Regions from separate parts of the Homo sapiens genome. Here regions 1, 2 and 3 are each linked to region 4. Evidence: chromatin contacts called from ENCODE Hi-C or POLR2A ChIA-PET data. All regions are on one chromosome and are shown on one strand. The core of a region is the stretch at or near the end of the contact, and the rest is flanking DNA. Distances in the headings are between cores, read along the strand shown. Region 1 has its middle 80 kb from the start of RNASEH2B-AS1. Region 2 overlaps DLEU1 (deleted in lymphocytic leukemia 1). Region 3 overlaps RNASEH2B-AS1 (RNASEH2B antisense RNA 1). Region 4 has its middle 66 kb from the start of DLEU1-AS1.

Region 1 (4,769 bases), core at 1,872-4,371, 400 kb after region 4:
GTTAGTGGGTGCAGTGCACCAGCATGGCACATGTATACATATGTAACCTGCACAATGTGCACATGTACCCTAGAACTTAAAGTATAATAAAAAAAAGTCATAATCACAAGATTATTTTAATCAGAGAAAATTATTAAAATTTTATTTCCTAAAATAAGTTGATGGCCAAAAGCTTTTGAATGGCTTTCTAAATGATTTTCTCTACTTGGGAAGTTAAACTGACTAATGATTGTGTGTCTGTTTCTGATGTTCATTAATCACAGGTAAATTAGTAGACACCTCAGGTTCTGTTTAATTAATAAATCATCTCTGCAATTGTGCATCTTGAACTTCAAAATAGCACTTGTTGAATCTGGGGAAGCATTCAAGATTCCTCTGTAAATGAATCTTACTTTTTGTTTAATGCTTAATTTAAAATACTTTTTGATATGTAAAAAACTTGTCATGAAGATGTTAACCAAATTTATTTGTGGAAAGCTATTATGTGAAAATAATTGATTATGGACATTAACCAATTGTATGACATCAGCTATGACATGTATTTTGAGGGCCGTTGACCTCGATTTTTGTTCTTGAGATTTTTTGTGTGTGTGTGTGTGACGAAGTTTTGCTCGTCACCCAGGCTGGAGTGCAATGATGCGATCTCGGCTCACCGCAACCTCCACCTCCAGGGTTCAAGCGATTCTCCTGCCTCAGACTCCCGGGTAGCTGGGATTACAGGCATGTGCCACCACGCCCGGCTAATTTTTTGTATTTTTAGTAGAGACGGGGTTTCTCCATGTTGGTCAGGCTGGTCTCAAACTCCCAACTTCAGGTGATCTGCCCGCCTCGGCCTCCCAAAGTGCTGGGATTACAGGCGTGAGCCACCGCGCCCATCCTCTTCAGATTTTTTAATGCTGGCCTTGAATTGGTTTTCCCGTTTTCTTCTCTCTGTTTTGATTCCCTTCATTCTTTAGTGTTTGGTCTCTGTGGAACAAGAGTTGTTCATTCTGACTATCCCAGACCTTGCATCAGCCCTCCCATGGCTTGATGTTCCTGTTGTTTTCTTGAGCTCTCGAGTGATCCGTTCTTGAGTGAGCTATGACTTTGTCTCTTTCGTGCTTTTCCCTAGTATTTGAATCCTTTTAATTAAGGTGTTTATTGGAAAGGATACTTTAATAGTACTTTTTGTTTTTGTAACGCAAGTTTATTATGCTAATGCTTTCAAACCAATGTGTTCAATAGAGATGAAAAAAGAAAACTAATTCCTCCATAAGCATGTTTATTTTTTTTTCCTCACCTAAGACAAAGCTAATGCTCTAAAAGGTTGTGAGTCTCCTTACTTATGTCTTTACCCTTGGACAAGGTAAAACAAGTTATAATGGAGGGTGTTGTGGGTGTGACTGATGTTTATTAGTCCCTAGCAAATTAGTAGATGTTTTGTCTCCTGATACCTCTGGCTTTGATTCATGTTTGCTCACTACAGAGGGGCCTCATGGACTTTCAGGATGGCACTCATTCATCGGAGAAAGCATTGGAGATTAGTACATAAATCTGTTGTATTTATTTTATCATTTGTTTGGTTTAAAACATACTTTTCCTGAGGGATAAAACGTCCTCCCTTTTTTCTGTGTTCTAATTGGCATCAGCTTCCGTGTATTTCAAGGCAGCTGCTTAGTGAGGAAGCGCAGGGGGCGCTGAAGTCCAAACACACCCTCGCCTGCTCCCTGACTCCTCCACAATAGAAGAGAGCAATGACCAGTAGTTGGAGGCACTTTACTTTTTTATAAAATAAACTAATGTAAACCCAGCTTTGGACACATTGAATAATGACCCTTTTTCAGGCTCCAAATGAACTGTCTGTTTAAACAGCTGGATATGTCAGGGAAAAAAATCAAGTTTTAACTTTTATTAGATCTCTCCTGTTTAGTTCACACCAACTATATGTGTCTGTCATGATGAGAGTGCTTTATACAGGGTGTGAGTGAGTAGTTACCTTTCTTCCTGCTGGAACATTGGAGAGGACCGGGGCCCAGTGGCTGAGAGCTAAGGTCAGAGTTAGGCAGAGCTAGGTCTGAAGGCCACTTCTTCCACTTAGCCCCAAGCCTCAGTTTCCCCTCTGTGAAACAAGGATAATAATACTATATACGTCACACTCACGGGACTATAAGAGGCCACCTATGGAGAATAATTAGCTGGGTGCTTGATGCAAAACAAGCATCAACCAACAATAGCCACAATGATATAGTTACCATGTTTTTCAGTTTGAGTTCCCAGGTGGATACCACTGATATTAGATAACACTGATATTACACACCACTGGTATCTGTAGATACCACTGTGGTTAGCTAACAGTGAATGTAGACACGACAGTGCTTCATCAGGTAGACATCAGACTTGGAACATGCCTCCATCTTTCTCCAACCAGAACCCCTGCGAGGGGGAAACAGAGCAAGTTAAAATACTGCAAAGCTTTGCATTTAGAAACCGGAAAACAGATGCACAGAGCAGTCTGCCTCTGTGTAAATGCACATTGTAATCAGTTTTCTAACGCTGCCTTTACAAGGATGAGTTAAGTGGTTCGTTGACATATCATTATCACATTCTGAAGATAAACAGCCACAGGATCTATGAACTCTCATCAGGCAGTTAATTATTCTTGAATTTTTCTGCACTCTTGAAACATATTCTATTTATTTAACCGTCCCCTGGGAGCCCTGGTCGCCTTTGTCCCTGCCACACGGCCAGTGGTGTAAAACCTCTGCATCTGTCAGATTTCTCCATGTGGAGCGTAATTGCCTGATTTCCATTTGAAAGTACAGCCCTGACATTAAAATGACATAGACCCACCAATGATAACAATGGCTTCCTGACACCTACCAGAGGAGAGGGGGCGAGGGGGCATAATGCAGGAATAAATAAGTGCATGAATGAACGCTCGCCTTCACGGGGCCAGGTCTGAATTTACAGCTGCAGATGAAGTGTTCCTTGGGAGCAAACAAAAAGAAAGAATGAAAGAATAAAAGAAAAAGAAACCAATAGATTAGCATCCGCGTGAGTCTGTTGGAGCCAGATGGCTCTCTGTGGAGAGCGAGCTGGCCTGCTTTCTCCCAGTAACCCTGACCAGCAGACAGCAAGCCCGCTACACGGGGAGAGAAATGATCTCATTCCTCAGCCGGGCACGTGAGCCGCCTTCTTTCTCTCACACACAACTCGAGCTGAAGGGGAGTTGGAAAAGAGAGAAAGGGTGAAAAAGAAAGGGCGGGGGAGAACGGGTGATTGTAAAGAACAAGCAGGTCCTCGTAGCCCAGAGGAAGAGTGAGACTCCAGGCCTTGGCCAGCCCTGAGCGTCCAAGAACTGTCTCCAGATGTCCACGAAGGAGAAGACAGGGAGACAGAGGGGACACCCGACACATTGTTGTCTCCTCCACACACATCCGTGAACTTCACCTCCACGATCCAATGTTGCCTGGAAGGCTTGATGTGGAGAGGCTGAGAGGAGGGGCGCAGGCTGCTGTAGAGGCCATGGGATTAAGTTCTGTGCCCCACTGGAAAGGGGCAGTGAACAATGTTTTCAATTCTTCCTAATGACAATGTCTGCCTGTCTCTGTGGGCCACAGGCGAATGAGTCTGTCAGTCCTCAGCCTGCAGGACCAGCCATCTGCTGGGATCCTGGTCTGCCATGCTCCTGAACAGGTGCCTGAGATGGAGGCAGCTGGAGTAAGGGGGCAGTCAAATGAAACTGACAGGTTGTAGGTGTGGGAGGGCTCCTATCCTTGAAGATTCTGAGGCTGAGAGGGGCTTGGTCTGGGGTCATTCTGCCTGCTCTGCTGAGCAAAGCATTCACTGCTTGTAAACAAGTCTGTTGTCTGGAGTGACAGCCACACGTGGGGGTTGGTGGACATCAGACAGACCACCAGATGCTGGTGTTAGAGCCTAGCACTTGCAGATGTGTGCAGAGGTGCAGGCCTCCTTCAAGTGAATCTGCCCTCTTAGTGAGTGTTCACACACCCAGCTTGGTACCAGGGCTCCTGAGGCCTCCAACCCAGAGAAGCAGACTAAGAGAGAATGAAGGTGCCCGTGCGAGTGAGTGCTGGGGGCTCACAGAGCACTTCATCAGCCTGGCTAGGTTGCTTGGGCACCTGAAGCTTGTCTCCAGCAGTGTTTACTCAAAAGAATAAATAGTTTCCAGGGTGACACCAAATGCGGGGAGATGTAGTCATTCCTTTAAAGCTGGAAACTATTATTTTACTCCTAATAAATATTGAGCAAAATTCTCTTCATTTTCAGCCCAGGATGAGAGCACCTGCTTCACAATTCCTGGCAGTTGTCGGTACAAATGAACATTAAGCTGGCATATTCTATCAGGGCCAAGGAAGCAAAGCAAGCTGCCAGCTGGGGGCTAAAACCACAGGCTCTGGCTTTTCTTCTTTCTAAAAATGAAACAGAAAGCCACCACCCCACCAACTGTTTTGCTCTTTATCTCCCAGGCAATGCTACCACATAACAGGGTTCCTCGTTCTGTATGGGATTCTCACTCACAGCAGAGCTAAGGATTTCAAAGGAAACCGTATCACTAAAGTAACAAGAGCGTGAGCTCCAACATCGTTCCTTGCCTCCACTTAAGCAGGGAGATCAGTCACTCAATAGGAGCATTTAAGAAAATTTTAAAATGCTAGCATTTAAGGAGCACTTACCAAAGTGTCGGCCCTGCCTCTAAGCGTTTTGTGGACATCTCAGGTAATCTTCATGACAACCCTATGCAGCAGGTTCTCTGATTACCCTTATTT
Region 2 (5,191 bases), core at 2,285-4,784, 360 kb before region 4:
CAGCCTGACAATGCAGTAGAAAAGAAAAACCAATTTTTTTTTTAAGGTGAAATTTAAGGCGGCTGCAGAAATTTGCATAAGTAGCAAGTAACCTGTTAATCCCCTAGACCATGGGGAAAATGTCTCCAGGCCATGTCAGAGACCTTCATGGCAGCCCTTCCCATCACAGGCCCGGGGGCCCAGGAGGAAAAAGTGGTTTTGTGGGCCAGGCCCAGGGTCCCCATGCTGTATACAGCCTAGGGACTTGGTGCCCTGTGTCCCAGCCGCTCCAGCCTTGGCTGAAAAAGGCCAACACAGAGCTCGGGCTGCAGCTTCAGAGGGTGGAAGCCCCAAGCCTTGGCAGCTGCCATGTGGTGTTGAGCCTGTGGGTGCACAGAAGTCAAGAATTGAGGTTTGGGAACCTCCGCCTAGATTTCAGATGTATGGAAATGCCTGGATGCCCAGGCAGAAGTTTGCTGCAGGGGCAGGGTCCTCGTGGAGAACCTCTGCTAGGGCAGTGCGGAAGGGAAATGTGGGGTTTGAGTCCCCTACACAAAGTCCCTACTGGGACACTGCCTAGTGGAGCTGCGAGAAGAGGACCACCATCCTTCAGACCCCAGAATGTCCCGTCAGCTTGCACTGTGCACCTGGAAAAGCTGCAGACACTCAACGCCAGCCTGTGAAAGCAGCCAGGAGGGAGGCTGTACCCTGCAAAGCCACAGGGGTGGAACTTCCCAAGACCATGGGAACCCATCTCTTGCAACAGTGTGACCTGGATGTGAGACCTGGAGTCAAAGGAAATCATTTTGGAGCTTTAAAAATTGACTGCCCCATTGGATTTAGGACTTGCATGGGCCCTGTAACCCCTTTGTTTTGGCCAATTTCTCCCATTTGGAATGGCTGCATTTACCCAATACCTGTACCCCCATTGTATCTAGGAAGTAACTAGCTTGCTTTTGATTTTACAGGCTCATAGGTGGAAGGGACTTGCCTTGTCTCAGATGAGACTTTGGACTGTGGACTTTTGGGTTAATGCTGAAATGAGTTAAGACTTTGGGGGACTGTTGGGAAGGCATGATTGGTTTTGAAATGTGAGAACATGAGATTTGGAGGGGCCAGGGGTGGAATGATATGGTTTGGCTGTGTCCCCACCCAAATCTCAACTTGAATTATATCTCCCAGAATTCCCACATGTTGTGGGAGGAACCCAGGGGGAGGCAATTGAATCATGGGAGCTGGTCTTTCCCATGCTATTCTCATGATAGTATATAAGTCTCACAGGATCTGATGGATTTATCAGGGGTTTCCACTTTTGTTTCTTTCTCAGTTTTCTCTTGCTACCACCATGTAAGAAGTGCCTTTTGCAGGCGCGGTGGCTCATGCCTGTAATCCCAGCACTTTGGGAGGCTGAGGCAGGTGGATCACGAGATCAGGAGTTCGAGACCAGCCTGACCAACATGGTGAAACCCCATCTCTACTAAAAATACAAAAATTAGCTGGGTGTGGTGGCAGATGCCTTTAATACCAGCTACTCAGGAGGCTGAGGCAGGAGAATTACTTGAACCCAGGAGGCAGAAGTTGCAGTGAGCTGAGATCGCACCATTACACTCCAGCCTGGGCGGTAGAGTGAGACTCTGTCTCAAAAAAAAAAAAAAAAAAACAACTGCCTTTTGCCTTCTGCCATGATTCTGAGGCCTCCCCAGCCATGTGGAACTGTAAGTCCAATTAAACCTCTTTTTGTTCCCAGTTTCAGGTATGTCTTTATCAGCAGTGTGAAAATGGACTAATACATTTACTTTGGACAATTTAAGCAGGAAAGTCCAGGCTACTCCTGGAAATGACGATAACAAGAAAGAGACAAAGCACCTGAAAAAGCATGTAGAGTTGTTGAGCTTTTATCTTTCTTTCTGGTTCAGCATCTGGCATAGTAGGTGCTAGACTGACACTTGTTGAATGAATGGAGGTATAGTAGAAATAGCTTCTCTGGGATTAATTTTATGGTTTGTAGTTTTGTTGCACTATGTATGGGTGGCATGTTGAAGGAAAACCCTGAAGGCCTAGATTCCAGTCCCACTTTCGCCACTCATTACTTCTGTGACATTGGCCCAGACACTTTGACTTCTCTGGATCTCATTTCCTACTTGTAAAACAGGGACAATAATGCTGTCCTTCTCATGCACATGGTTGTTATTTGCATTAAATGAGATAATGGGCATGAAAGCAATGGAAAACTCTTAAGGTACTCTACAAATATAGAATATAATCATTTTGAAAGCACCTGGCTTTGTAGACAACTGCGTGAACTAATGTATATTGATCAAGACATGTGTCTCGTTAGGTAAAAACTGAAAGTAAAACTCATACACTTAAGATGTGAAAATAAACTCAGCATCTGGCGTAACACTAATTTCAAAAAGTAGTATATTAATTTCAAGTAGGAAATTAAAACAATAAAACTGTGATGTGAAAAATGTTCAACATTGATGCCTCTGACCTACTTCTGATGTCCAACATATTTACAATTCTCCCGAAGACATTTCTATTAGGTTAAAACCCATTAGTATTTGTGAACAAACACAGAGTTTCTACCATTCACTGGGCACTATTAGGTACTAGGTGTCCGGGGATATTTCTATTGCTGTTCTTAGCTCTATTGTTGGTTTACTTGGCCAGTGGTTGCTAGCTTTGCCAGTGTGTGTGTGTTTGTGTGTGTGTGTTACTTATCACAAGTTTCGTTAGCTTGACAAAGAGCTGTGTATATTCATTTACATGACAAATACTTTTTTTGGATTAGCAACTCTAATAAGTACAGGGTATTTAGAAACTGTGTGTGTGTTTTTCTACCTGCAGTCGTAGTCTTAAGTATGTTTCTTAATAGCTATTGAACATAAGTTTAATATTAGCTGGATGAATAAAGTATTAGTTACTGTATTCTCTTAAAAATAGACGTAGCTTTGTTACAGCACAGAAAACTGAGCTGACCTCTTACTAGATTGGCTAAAATGAATTCTGATTAAACATTTTGTAATGGTTTATAAAGTTCGCTTCTCTACAGTATATTAAAAGATTTGTTTAAATGTTGACTGTAAGTTTGGTAAAAATGACAAAGCGGTAAAAATGACATTTGGTAAAAATGACAAGGCTTACACTTTTTGATGATGTTCATTTTCCCCAAAAGTACAGCTAAAGCTTTATCCATTATAATGAGAGTTCAGAAAAGGCAAATGACCACCTCTTTTTTTAAACCAATATGTCTTTGTGCAGTAATTTTCTTGTGGCAAGTGGCATAATCTGGGCGAAGGTAGTGATAAAACTCAGATATATTTCAAGAAAGCGAGTAAACACACTAATGACAATATTCGTATATTACATGCATCTGCTGCTTATGTACTTAAAAAAACTAAATAGGAAAATCTTACTCATCTCTGTAGAAAAACAGGGTAGAGATTACAACTTGGGGACTTCGTGATATTTTGTCTGTGTGCAGTTTGTCAGAAGGCAATTTATCTAAAGCTGGAAAAGGATATGGTTTGGCTGACTAAACTGTGTAGTGATACGAGTGATACGTAATGATAAAAATGCTTAGGGGAATTTTCGGGGCGCTCAAGTCAAGTGTACAGTGCTGTGTGGGTGTAAAAACCAGACTTCTCTCTCTGTGAAAGTTGCTGACATTTTATACCACATGCTGGACCGTTAAATCACAATTTACGTGGTCACTTGTAAATACGCCTGGTGGTGGAGGGCGAGCTTGTTTGTGCACACTTTGACATGCTTCCCTGTTGTGTGCCTCTCCCCTTTTTAAATTGCACTGGATACTTTTGTTCTGGAATCCTTGGCTGTCTAACCTGAAAGCAGTTTGGGTGAGAACTCTGGAACTGATTTATTTTCATAGGTGCTCCCTGAGGGGAGGTTTGAAGGATAATGCAGAAAAGCAAGCCTTCCAATCCTCCAACTAAAGTTCTCTAACTTGCTATTAACATGATTTCAGGCTTGCTAGAGTGCCCGAAATTCTGACATGAAGGGATTCCTTCTTCCACCACTGGGATTTGGAAGTCCCTAGGATGTTTGAATGGGGCATATTATTTAAACTCATTTTCAGTCTCCTCATTGGTAAAATGGGGCTACTCATACTTATCAAAGAGGGTTTTTGTGGAGATCAAATGAGACAATGCAAGTCACTTACTTGATATATGCTTAATAGTGACAAACATAGTGATATATATATATTAATAGTGATAGTTATTGCAATTTTTCTTTTTGTTAGGGGGAAGAGGAGGACAAACAGGCCTTTAACATGGTGGAGAATTTGTTTCCCTTCCAAATACAGTTGGAGGATTACAGAATTGATGCTCAAAGAGAAGGCTTTGCTTTCATTGCTTAAGAGGGTTTCTTGGAGAGGTTCAGCAAGAGAAACACAAAATGAGATGTAGAAAGGGGATGGGGAAGGAGACTGCATACTAATGTGTTTCATTTCCAAGTGCTTTAACTTTTCTAAGCACTAAGTCATCTGCTAACTTGTCTTCATAATATATGGGTAAAGTTGGCAGGGTGGGTATCCCTTTCTACGGGTGAGGAAACTGGAGTGTGGACAGATAAACTCACCTGTTGTCACACAACAAATCAGTGGTACAGTTGGGATTAGGACCCATGTCTCATACTCTGAGCACAGCAGTCTCTCTATTAGGTGACATTCTCAGAGTTCAATAATTTCTTTCACAGTTTTGTGTTCAGACCTGGGGTCCCCATTGCTGAGCCTATTATTGGCACCTTACAAAATATCACATATGAGAAAGGTTGTAGTCTCTTGGTCCAAAGGACTACTTTCACCTGGAGATGGTTGGAGTTGTAGTATCTGAGTTAGATAAGTTTTCACTTCACGGTCATGGGTGGAGGTCTTTCTTGGACTTGGGCCAGGAAGAATCACTGACCAGGAAGGTCACACAAGGCCTGAGTCCTTTCTAACACCATCTGTGCACTGTATTTCAGGGCCTAGTGGCTGCATTGAAAGGAATGGAAAGTAGTTGCTGGTTATGTTGAGAAATATCAGGAAAGTGTGATGCCTTTCTCCTGTATTCCCTCTTCCCTCCCTCATTTTTTCACTTTATTGATAAAAATAATCCCAAAAGATCAGAGAGGGGTTCTATAGGTGTTAAACCACTGTGTTATGACTTGAACTACAAAGCCCTTGGGGGCATTCAATTTCCTCATGTTT
Region 3 (4,949 bases), core at 1-2,500, 300 kb after region 4:
CTCACTCTGTGAAAGAAATGAGAGTAAAGGAAGGGAAAGAAAATTAAGGAAGGCAGAAGTGAACATGGAAGAGAAAAACAATAAGAAAGAGGAAATAGAAGGGCCATGGTTTTGAAATACAACGCCTGGAAAACAGAAAATGAAAACAGAATAAAGGAATGAAATTGTAAAAGCTATGAAACAAAGTAATGAGAGAAATAAAATCTTAACTCTGAAAAAAATAGATGTGATTTATGACAAATATCAGGAAAGTGACTCAAGAGCATCCTGAAATCTCCTTGATAGTACCGAAGGGAGACCTGGGCTTCTTATGATCACTGACATCTGTAAAATAAGAATGGTAGCTGTAAATTTTGAAACGATGAAAAATAACCTTGTAGCAGGAATCAAAGGGAGAGTTTGATCTAATGTTGGCCAGAATGAGTCAAATACATTCACTTCGCTAAAGTGCTCTGCGTTGGTCAGCCGATTTTTCTTTTTTTTTTTTTTTAAAGTAAAATCTTTTTTTATTATTATTATACTTTAAGTTTTAGGGTACATGTGCACAATGTGCAGGTGAGTTACATATGTATACATGTGCCATGCTGGTGTGCTGCACCCATTAACTCGTCATTTAGCATTTTTCAGATTCTACGAGACCATTCAAATTCCAGCTCTGCTTGATATTCTCTCTCTTTGTAGTGTTGAGACAAAAGCCTTACAAATGTTTGTGTAGAGAAATCAGTGATGTTAAAAAAAGCAATCACTTGTATGAAAAATTCCAAAGACAGCACTAACATGAAATGATGAAAATGCCAAAGATATGAAAAATAAAGACAACTGTTACAAGACGTAACGGCTCTGAGTGTTTGCTTTTATGTGACAGATGTTTTTAACCAAAGCTCAACACTGGCAGTTTGAGTACACTTCTGATTTTAATTTGTGTTCTATCCCCTTTTCGTATTGATGTCTACTCACATCTGTGAAGGCTCTGTAACCTGAATTTGACAGGGGAAAGTGAACAGACTGCTTTTGGAGTGCTTCCATTAAGTCCACATAACAGACTGTTAACAAAAATCTTAAATAGCTATTCTAATCATCAACAGCAATCTTACACAAATTAAATTAGGCCCAAAGGGCCCGATTAACTTTAAAATGCCTTACAGGCATGAAACATAAATTTAACTTATTTTCCCCCTTTGGAGTAGAAAGAGAGTTGTTCAGTGTGACTCAGATGCACAGTTTAAAAAAAAAAAAAGTATGCATGCTGTGAAGACATGGAGACAGGGTTTCATTTTCTTTTTCAGGAAACCACACTTACAGGCATTGAAATTCAGTTAGGCCACAGCCATGCTCCCTGTTTACATGCAAAGTAGATGCATTAAGGTTTTCAAGGTTTTAAAGTAGATGCATTAAGGTAGAGTTTTTGCAGATGGCACAGCTACTCTAATCAGCTCAAGGAAGTCCTATTGCTAAAGAAAGGAGACATATATCAACATGCATTAACATTAAAATGATGCCTTCAGAAGAGGTAAAAGTTGAACTAGAATTTCTGTAGTTCAAACCCACCTATCAAGAAATGGGTTAGATTCATGATTTAAAATTATACCACAAATCAAAGAAAAAATACTTTTTTAAGTGTCTGCTCTTCTTTATTTTAGCCAAATCTCTAGAGGTCTGTCCAAATATATTTCTTGAATTTTCTTGAACTAGCCAGCAGGTTCATCACTTGTGGATTTGCTGTAGTCTCCAATCCTCACAAGTGTTTGATAGCTTTTCTTAGGCAACTTCCTTCCAGCTGCATGGAACATGTAATTTCGGCCCAAGTCAATAGCAGTGAATGAGAAACCCAGATGCCAGGGAAAGGCAGCCTCCCAATAGATAGAAAACACCTGAAACTGGTGATCAGCAGCTTCCGGATAAGATCTCAGGAGTTGGGCCAGTGGGTTCAAGCATGCACACTAAGAGGCAAAATGGCAGAGTTTGACTGGTATATGACCTTCTAGGAGCAATCAACTGGTAAGAGAAGAGTGCTTCAAGTAAGCATGTGTACAACTCCAGTAAACACACTGCGCATGCGGCCCCTCCCAAGCACTAGCACACAAGTGGTCAGCCCACCCCAAGGGAAGAATCAGGGGAGAGGGGACCCAAGACCCTGTAAGTATGTCAGCATATAAAACTCAAAGTCAAAAGGTCAAACTGTGTACTTGATCTCCCAAGTTGCTTGCTTGGCCCTCTTCCAAGTGTACTTTACTCCCTTTCATTCCTGCTCTAAAGCTTTTTAATACACTTTCACCACTGCTCTAAAACTTGCCTCAGTCTCTCACTCTGCCTTATGCCCCTGAGCCAAATTCTTTCTTCTGAGAAGGTAAGAATTGTTGCTGCAGACCTATACAGATTCACCGCCAGTAACACTTTCAGCTCTTACAAGACCATTATAGACACCCGTGCTTGTCAACAACCTCCTGCTCTGATAACCTCAACATAAATTTATTTCATCAAACAGCAGATGCTCTCTTGTCCCACCAGCCCAGACACCAGTGGGTGAGAGTCATGGAAGGTGTTCATTTTCTGCAAAATATTCATTAGTACTTTAGAGAACCAAAGTAATTTTCAGAAAACTACCTATTTTCCAAATACCTCAGAGGAAACTGACCATATCTGGATCACTGGTGATAGAACCTAATTAGGTGAAGCCAATGGCAGTCTTCCATCCCCTGAGATTAGTACAGGGATGGGCACCATAATCCGAGATGAAATAAGCAGAATAAAAACAAGGACTCATATTTCATGTTACATTGTATACCAGGAAGTATATATCCCCCATGGCCACTGGCAGCCATATTGCGAGCACAAGGAGAACCAGTCTTAGGATGAAACTAATGCTGCCCTACCTTTGAAATCCAGTTATGTAGATAAATGTTCTTATTGCATACACAAGCTTGAGTCAGGTATTTTGATTCCTCGTAGGTGAAACTACTTAATTAATTTAAGTGGTCTTATGAGTAATTTGTACTCCAATGTCTCTGAAATTTTCCTAGAATTTAACTACTAATCCCAGGGACTGGGCCAGAAGAAGCTCTAAGTAGTAAACAATATAACTCAATGTTGTCCTCTTTTTCCAGTGCTAGAGCACTGTGGTTGACCCAAGGGTGTGAGCTTCTTTTAGTGGGTTATTCTCCCAAGATAATTCTATCATTATGCAACTAGACTTTTCCTACCCACCTGAAAAATAGGCCCTGTTATACCCTACGATGTCAAGCTAGGCTCATGCTGGAACTCCCAAAACATGAACAAATGTAGTTTTATAAAGTTTGAGCTGAAAAAATGTTGTGTTTTTTTTTTTTTCTTTTAGTTTATTCAGCTTAATCCCCTCTTTTTAGGTAAACCTACAATGGGGAAATGACTTGACTAAGAAAGCAATAGACTAGACCTAGAGATAGGACAGAGCCCAAGGCTTCAGTTCTGTGCTCGACCTGCTGTCCTGGTACACTGAGGCTGAAAACTCATTTCCAGCACCCCTTCTCAATGGCACATGAACATTATATAAACACTGTATAGTTAAGTCGTCTGAATTTTTCATTTTTGCCATATTAGCTGTTATTACTGTTATTGGTGTTTTCTGAGAAATAACTAGCTCACAGTGCTTAGATGCAGTGAAAATCTAAAGGACAAACCATTTGGAAAAGAGTTTAAAGCTCCAAGTTAAGGTTCAGCATCAGTTGTCCTACTGATGTTGAGGTTATCTGATTATACTTAGGCTTCTTAAGCATGTTCTAAAATAATCAAGTAATCAGTTAACAAAACACCCTATATTTTAATATAAAAAAGCACAAATAGCAAGATGAACTTTTATTTTATAAAGAATCCATATTAAATGCTTAATTATGAACGTTGCTGCTAAAGAAGTCTTTGAAATGTCATTTTCAATATATCCTTGACCTACTTAAGAACAGACACTTGTTTCTTTTCTCCATCCTCAAATTTAGAAATCTCTGGCTGATTTTTAAAGCATTTTGTAGATCACATCAAGTTAAAAAGCTTCTGCACAGCAAAGAAAACAATCAACAGAATGAAGAGAAAACCCACAGAAATATTTGCAAACTACCCAACTGACAAGGAATTCATAACCAGGAAATGTAAGGCGCTCAAACAACTTTACAGGAAAAAAATCTAATAACCCAATTTAAAAATAGACAAAAGATCTGAATAGACATTTCTCCAAAGAAGACATGCAAATGGCAAACAGGTGTATGAAAAGGTGCTCAACATCATGATCATTAGAGACATGCAAATCAAAACTACAATGAAATATCATTTCACCCCAGTTAAAGTGGCTTTTATCCAAAACACAGGCAATAACAAATGCTGGCGAGGATGTGCAGAAAAGAGAACACTTACACACTGTTGGTGGGAATGTAAATTAGTACAACCACTGTGGAGAACAGCTTGGAGGTTCCTAAAAAAAGCTGTAAATAAAGCTGCCATATGATCCAGCAATCTCACTGCTGAGTATAGACCCAAAAGAAAGGAAACCAGTATATCAAAGAGATATCTGCACTCCCATATTTATTGCAACACAATTCACAATAGCCAGGATTTGGAAGCAACCTAAGTGTCCATAGACAGATGAATAGATAAAGAAAACGTGGTACATGCACACAATGGAGCATTATTCAACCATAAAAAAGAATGAGATCCTGTCATTTGCAACAACATGGATGGAACCAGAGGTCATTATGTTAAGTGAAATAAGCCAGACACAGAAAGACCAACTTTGCATGTTCTCACTTATTTGTGGGAGCTAAAAATTAAAATCATTGAACTCATGGAGATAGAGAGTAGAAGGATGGCTACTAGAGGCTGTGAAGAGTAGTGGTGGAGGTGGCAGGGAGTGGTGATGGTTAATGGGTACAAAAAAAATGGTTGGAAAGAATGAATAAAACCTAGTATTTTGACAGCACAACAGC
Region 4 (5,144 bases), core at 2,153-4,652:
TCAGCTCTACCACTTATTACTGTGTGGTTCTATCTGAACCTTGGTTTTCCTATCTGTAAAATGGGCATATTAATGCTTACCTCACATGACCAGCTGTAATCTGGGCAATGCACCTAGCTCAGTGCCTGGCCCATAGTTGGTACTTAATAGGATGCCATGAAGGCTCTCAGAACATCCCTATGAGGATAATGCCTAATCATCCCACTGGAAATCCATATACATACTTTATTTAGCAACTGAAAGCGTAAATGTGATTCATTTACTCTGAATAGGTAATCTATTTATAGTGTGGATATGCAAGCATGTATAGTGAAAAGTCTCCCTCCCACCAATAGTCCATAGATGACTCCTAGTTCCTATTTCCTGAAATAATAAATACAGTTTTTTTTTGGAGCCATTTCCAGCCTATATGAGCAAACACATATAGTCATGCATCACTTAATAATAGGAATATGTCCTGAGAAATGCATTGTTAGGCTATTTCCTTGAGCAAAAAGTCTTTAAGAAATGAAAAAGTTTATAAATTTGAAAAATTACAGTAAGCTCATAAAGTGTGCTTACACAGACCTAGATGGTGTAGCCTACTACATATCCAGGCTATATGATGTAGCTTGTTGCTTCCAGGTTACAAACTGTACAGCATGTGACTGTACTGAATATGGTAGGCAACTGTAACATAGTGGTAAGTACTTGCATATCTCTATACATCAAACATAGAAAAGGCACAGTATAAATACAGTATAAAAGATAAAAACATAGTACACCTATACAGGACCCTTACCATGAATGGAACCTGCAGGACTAGCTGCAGAAAGAGCCCCCTCCTGCAGGACTAGGAGTTACTCTAGGTGAGTCAATGAGTGAGTGGTGAGTGATTTTGAGGGCTTAGGACATTGTACTACTGTAGTTTGTATACACACTATACACTTAGGCTACACTAAATTTATTTTAAAAAATTATCTTCAATAATAAATTAACCTTAACTTACTACAACTTTTAAAATTTTTAAACTTTTTCATTTCTTAAGGACATTTTTTTTCCTTTTCATTTCTGGTGGACATTTCTTCCACCTCCACATCTTGTCCCACTGGAAGGTCTTCAGGGGCAATAACACACACGGAGCTGTCATCTCCCATGATAACAAGGCCTTCTTCTGCATACCTCCTGCAGGACCTGTCTGAGTCTGTTTTATAGTAGCTTTATTTTTAAATAGAAAAATTACACTGTAGACTAATGATAAAAAGTGTAGTATAGTAAATACATAAGCCAGTAACATAGTTATTTATTATCATTATCAGATATTACATGCTGTACATAATCACATTTGTTATATTTTATAGAAGGCCAGCATAGTAGGTTGGTATACACCAGCATTACCACAAAAACCTGAGTAATGCATTGTACTACAATGTCATAATGGCTATGATGTCACTAGATAGGAATTTTTCAGCTCCATTATAATCTTGTGGGAGCATCATTATATATGTAGTTCATCATTGACCAAGACGTTATTATGTGATGCAATTTATACATAAATGCTTACATCTTTTTAAAAAAATGTAACTTAGCAGTATATCTTAAAGATTGTTCACTGCAGAAACTGTGGTTTCATTTATTTATAGCTGTATGGTATTCTGTAGTATGGATGTGCATGCCTACAATCTCCTGTCTGTAATTCCTAAAATTAAAAACAAAACAAAACAAACCTCTGTGAACCAAATAGCAAACTCATTTGGTGGCAAAACGTGACTTAGACTGATACAAGGACTGATATATAAGGTTCAATGCCCCATATGAGCTTTCTAAATTTCAAAACATTCTGACATGCAAACCACATCAAAACCCAGGGTTTCAAATAAAAAATTGTGGAGCTGAACTGTAATTCATTTAACTAGACCCTTGTTGACTGGCATTTGGATTTCTAAAAGTACTTTTTGCTATTACAGTGTGGTAGTAAATAATGTTGTATGTCACTTCACACCTGTAAAATAACATACATAGGATTAATTTCTAGAATTGGGATTTCTAGGTCAAAGAGTAAATGCATTTGCAATTTTGACATATTTGGCTAAATTATCCTCTGTAAAGGTTTTATATCTTCTCACCCCTCATAAGCTTATTCCCCCAACATTCTTCTTTTTCAGTCTTTCCATTTGAGAGGAGTAAGCATCTTTTCATACTTTAAATGGCTACATTCAGTTCATTTTCTGTGAGCTGTTCGTTTATTTATTTTGCTCATTTTTTACATTGGATTGTTGAAGTTTTTTTTAGTGATTTGTCAGAGTTCTTTATGTATAAAGGAAATGAATCCCTTGTGATACAATCTGCAATTTTTTTCTAGTTGACTTGCTTTCAACTTACTTGTGGTGGCTTTTGCTGTTGGGTTTATTTGTAGACTTATTTATTTATTTGTTTTCTCTCTCTGCAGACAACTTTCCTTCAGACTATGTGTTTTTTTAACTCCATATGTGGCATAATCTATTCTGATTTTTCTAAAGAAAGAGAAAGAAGTAAAGGATGCAGGGCAAAAAGCTATCCATATGATTTAGGTCTTAGGAGACTCAGGAAATTGATAGGCAACATTGAACATTTTAAATTCAGCACTTACTAAGGGTTTTGTGTTAAGTTTTTGTATCTATCTATAACAATAGCAACTTTCATTAGTGCATAGTACAATAATAGAATATATATATCTTAAAAACAATTTTGTTTTTTGTCTCAGTCAGAAAGCACAACCGTGTGCACAGTCACCTAACCATGTCTATTCCCTGTCTCTTGCTTTCCTTTTTCAAAGCATGTTTTGCTCTGTGGGTGTGCATGCCTGTGCGTGTGTTTTGTTTTTAAAGACATTGCTCATGTGCATAGTGCAAAGGTCATTAAAGAGAAAATTTGATTAGTTATTAAGTATGTTGTAAATATATTGGTATTGAAGACTATTTATTATATTTCCAAAGAAAAGATAAATGTTTCAAATACTTTAAGATAAAGAAGACTTCTGTTGAAATCCCCAATTAACTTTAAACTTTTCAAATCAGCAATCAGAATGAAAGGTGGTTAACCATCTGACATTTTGGCAATCTTGTGACATATACCGTAGTAAAGGCCAAAAAAACTGGAATTGAGTTTCATGAGAGGGAACAGATTCTAAGATTCGAGTGCAGAGGTGCCTGCATTATTCGAGTGCAGAGGTGCCTGCATTATTGTGGCTCTATTTGCTGTCTATTTCACTTGCCTATGCTTTGGGCCAGTGTAGGCCTCTTCTCTTTTCACTTTAAGCCTGTGGTTAATTTTCAAGTAAGAGGGCCCCATGGGGTGAGGCCCAGAGGAGGCGAAGGCTGGGGGTAGGTCAGGCGGGGGCGGGTGGGGGGGGGCCTGCAGACCACAGCCTCTGTTTATCCGCAGTGCAGGTGCAAGGCAGTGGCGGGAAGGCGGTGCCCCTGGGACTTCTCCCAATCAATCACCCCACCTAGGCCACCGGGTGGCCCCTTGGGGCTGCCTCACACAAAGTGCAGCCTTTCTCTGACATCCCAAACAGGCAGAGAGGCCAGAGTTCACAGAGAGCAGGGCTTTCACTACTTGGCTGTTTTTAAAATGTAGTCAAGTTAAACTGCAGGGAGAGTCCCAAATGGTAAAAATCTAAATAGTCTCACTTTCAGTCCATCTCCCTGCTCCCTGGAGCTGCTCTGACCTTACCTTCGATTTCCTGTCTTGAGCCTCCCCTCTCCATTTGAGGGGGTCACTGTTGTTTTTTCCCTCCTGTGAAACTCCTGCTTAGCTTCCAGCCTTTGGAGAAAGTGCTTAATATTTTCAGCAGTGGAGACTTCCTTTGCAGGCTTCAGAAAGACAATTTTCTTCGGGGAAGAAAGAAAGTGAGACCATAGCCAATGCAGCAGCTGACAGCCTCTAGCCAGACAGATGTTAGAGGAGGCAGAAGTGAGGAAAGATACAATATACTTTGGGGAATTTGTTAATCTGAAATTATTAATTATACTCTTGCTAAAGGCATTGTATTAAAAATCGGGCAACAAGAGAAAGAAGTAGAGATGCAGTTTCTACAATTCAGTTCACAATATACTTGAAAAGATCAAATAATGGCACATCAAAAGTAGAAACAGTAAATGGGTTAGCTCGGGGTTTAAATCCTAGTGCTGCTAGTTCATAGCTATATGACCCTGGCAAATTGCTTAACCTCTCTGAGCCTCTATTTTCTCATGAGTAAAGTGGAGATAGTGAGAGTATATACCTCCTAGGATTGCCCTGAGGATTAAATGAGATAAGTATGTAAAGTGCATGTCACTGGACTTGGCCTTCAGCAAGACTTAGTGAATGTGAGTGTTCATTGGTACAAACTCTGTATATGTTACAAGAGTACACAGTAGGACTCCTAGGAGTTCAGAAACGGGCAGGGCCCCCGTGGCTGGGATGATCAGAGAGAAGCTGCCACGAGGGGAGAAAGATTTGGCTTGAGTCAGAGAAAAGTAAAAGAACTTATATATGTGGAGGATTTTAGCTGAGGGGATGGCAAGTGGGTGGTACTGAGGCTCCCACGGCCTCCCCATTTTATGTGAACAAGATGAACTTCACTATTATCATGTTATATATTGGGGGGCCAGGGTCTTCCAAGTAAGACTTGGTGTGAAGAAGCTTTTTGTTCACACACACACACACAAATTGAAAACCAATGACTTGCTTAAAGGCAACTGGTGGATGAGACAAGAGCAGTATCTGAAAAGAAGATTTACATTCCCTAATGTGCATTTGTTCAGGGAGTCATTTGATAAACTTACCGAGGACCTCTTATGTTCTAGGTAAGAGGTGGAGGACACAAAGATCACTGAGATACTGTGGCTCCTGCTCCCGGCTTCTACTCGTGGGACAGTCAGCCACTTAAGTGAACATAAGATGAGCAAAGGGTGCCTGGGGCCATCACACTGAGCAAAGAGCCATCGGGGCCATCACATTTGCCAGGAGCACAAGGGTGGAAACTGAAAGGCTTCACTGATAGAAGTGACATGTGGGCTATGTGGCTGAGTGATGCATGCTGCCTCTTTATGTTTCAGGATATCAAGCAGTGTCTTGTCCCCTCCAAAGATGCACTTGAGGGGCTCCCCTCTGTCAAAGCGATGGGGCAGGCAGTGTGCAGG

The links. A loop is a pair of places that touch in the nucleus more often than their neighbours do. ChIA-PET counts read pairs that join two places held with the same protein, here RNA polymerase II (POLR2A). Pooled maps may share reads with other maps.
Region 1: a map with no recorded cell type shows a loop between it and region 4 (14-fold over the local background). The contact joins two enhancer-like sites. A Hi-C loop is called at or near these places in 3 of 37 single-sample maps with no recorded cell type and 5 of 50 pooled maps. POLR2A ChIA-PET finds 5 or more read pairs at or near these places in 1 of 52 experiments (A673).
Region 2: a loop to region 4 is called in a map with no recorded cell type, with 9 times the contacts of the local background. The contact joins two enhancer-like sites. A Hi-C loop is called at or near these places in 18 of 37 single-sample maps with no recorded cell type and 7 of 50 pooled maps. POLR2A ChIA-PET finds 5 or more read pairs at or near these places in 1 of 52 experiments (BJ).
Region 3: a map of OCI-LY7 shows a loop between it and region 4 (6-fold over the local background). The contact joins two enhancer-like sites. A Hi-C loop is called at or near these places in 1 of 168 maps with a recorded cell type or tissue (OCI-LY7), 10 of 37 single-sample maps with no recorded cell type and 9 of 50 pooled maps. POLR2A ChIA-PET finds 5 or more read pairs at or near these places in 1 of 52 experiments (OCI-LY7).

Annotation. Positions count from the first base shown.
Region 1 is chr13:50,987,975-50,992,743 of GRCh38, forward strand. No RefSeq gene overlaps it. Among named protein-coding and RNA genes, the nearest start is that of RNASEH2B-AS1, 80 kb to the left of the region's middle. Within about 2 kb of position 3,122, at least 12 of the 41 ENCODE cell types and tissues checked have a DNase peak (open chromatin) inside an H3K27ac peak, as active enhancers do.
Region 2 is chr13:50,233,542-50,238,732 of GRCh38, forward strand. The region is part of intron 2 of DLEU1 (deleted in lymphocytic leukemia 1); the gene reads left to right. LOC124900337 (a long non-coding RNA gene) reads left to right here. Exons shown (of 2, transcript XR_007063796.1): 2 at 1-5,191. Among named protein-coding and RNA genes, the nearest start is that of DLEU2, 110 kb to the left of the region's middle. Within about 2 kb of position 3,535, at least 4 of the 41 ENCODE cell types and tissues checked have a DNase peak (open chromatin) inside an H3K27ac peak, as active enhancers do.
Region 3 is chr13:50,892,446-50,897,394 of GRCh38, forward strand. The region is part of intron 1 of RNASEH2B-AS1 (RNASEH2B antisense RNA 1); the gene reads right to left. Among named protein-coding and RNA genes, the nearest start is that of RNASEH2B, 15 kb to the right of the region's middle. RefSeq lists enhancers at 1,131-1,670, 1,141-1,290. Within about 2 kb of position 1,251, at least 8 of the 41 ENCODE cell types and tissues checked have a DNase peak (open chromatin) inside an H3K27ac peak, as active enhancers do; they include OCI-LY7, where a contact is called at or near this core.
Region 4 is chr13:50,591,154-50,596,297 of GRCh38, forward strand. No RefSeq gene overlaps it. Among named protein-coding and RNA genes, the nearest start is that of DLEU1-AS1, 66 kb to the left of the region's middle. RefSeq lists a silencer at 3,324-3,523 and an enhancer at 3,624-3,823. Within about 2 kb of position 3,403, at least 3 of the 41 ENCODE cell types and tissues checked have a DNase peak (open chromatin) inside an H3K27ac peak, as active enhancers do; they include OCI-LY7, where a contact is called at or near this core.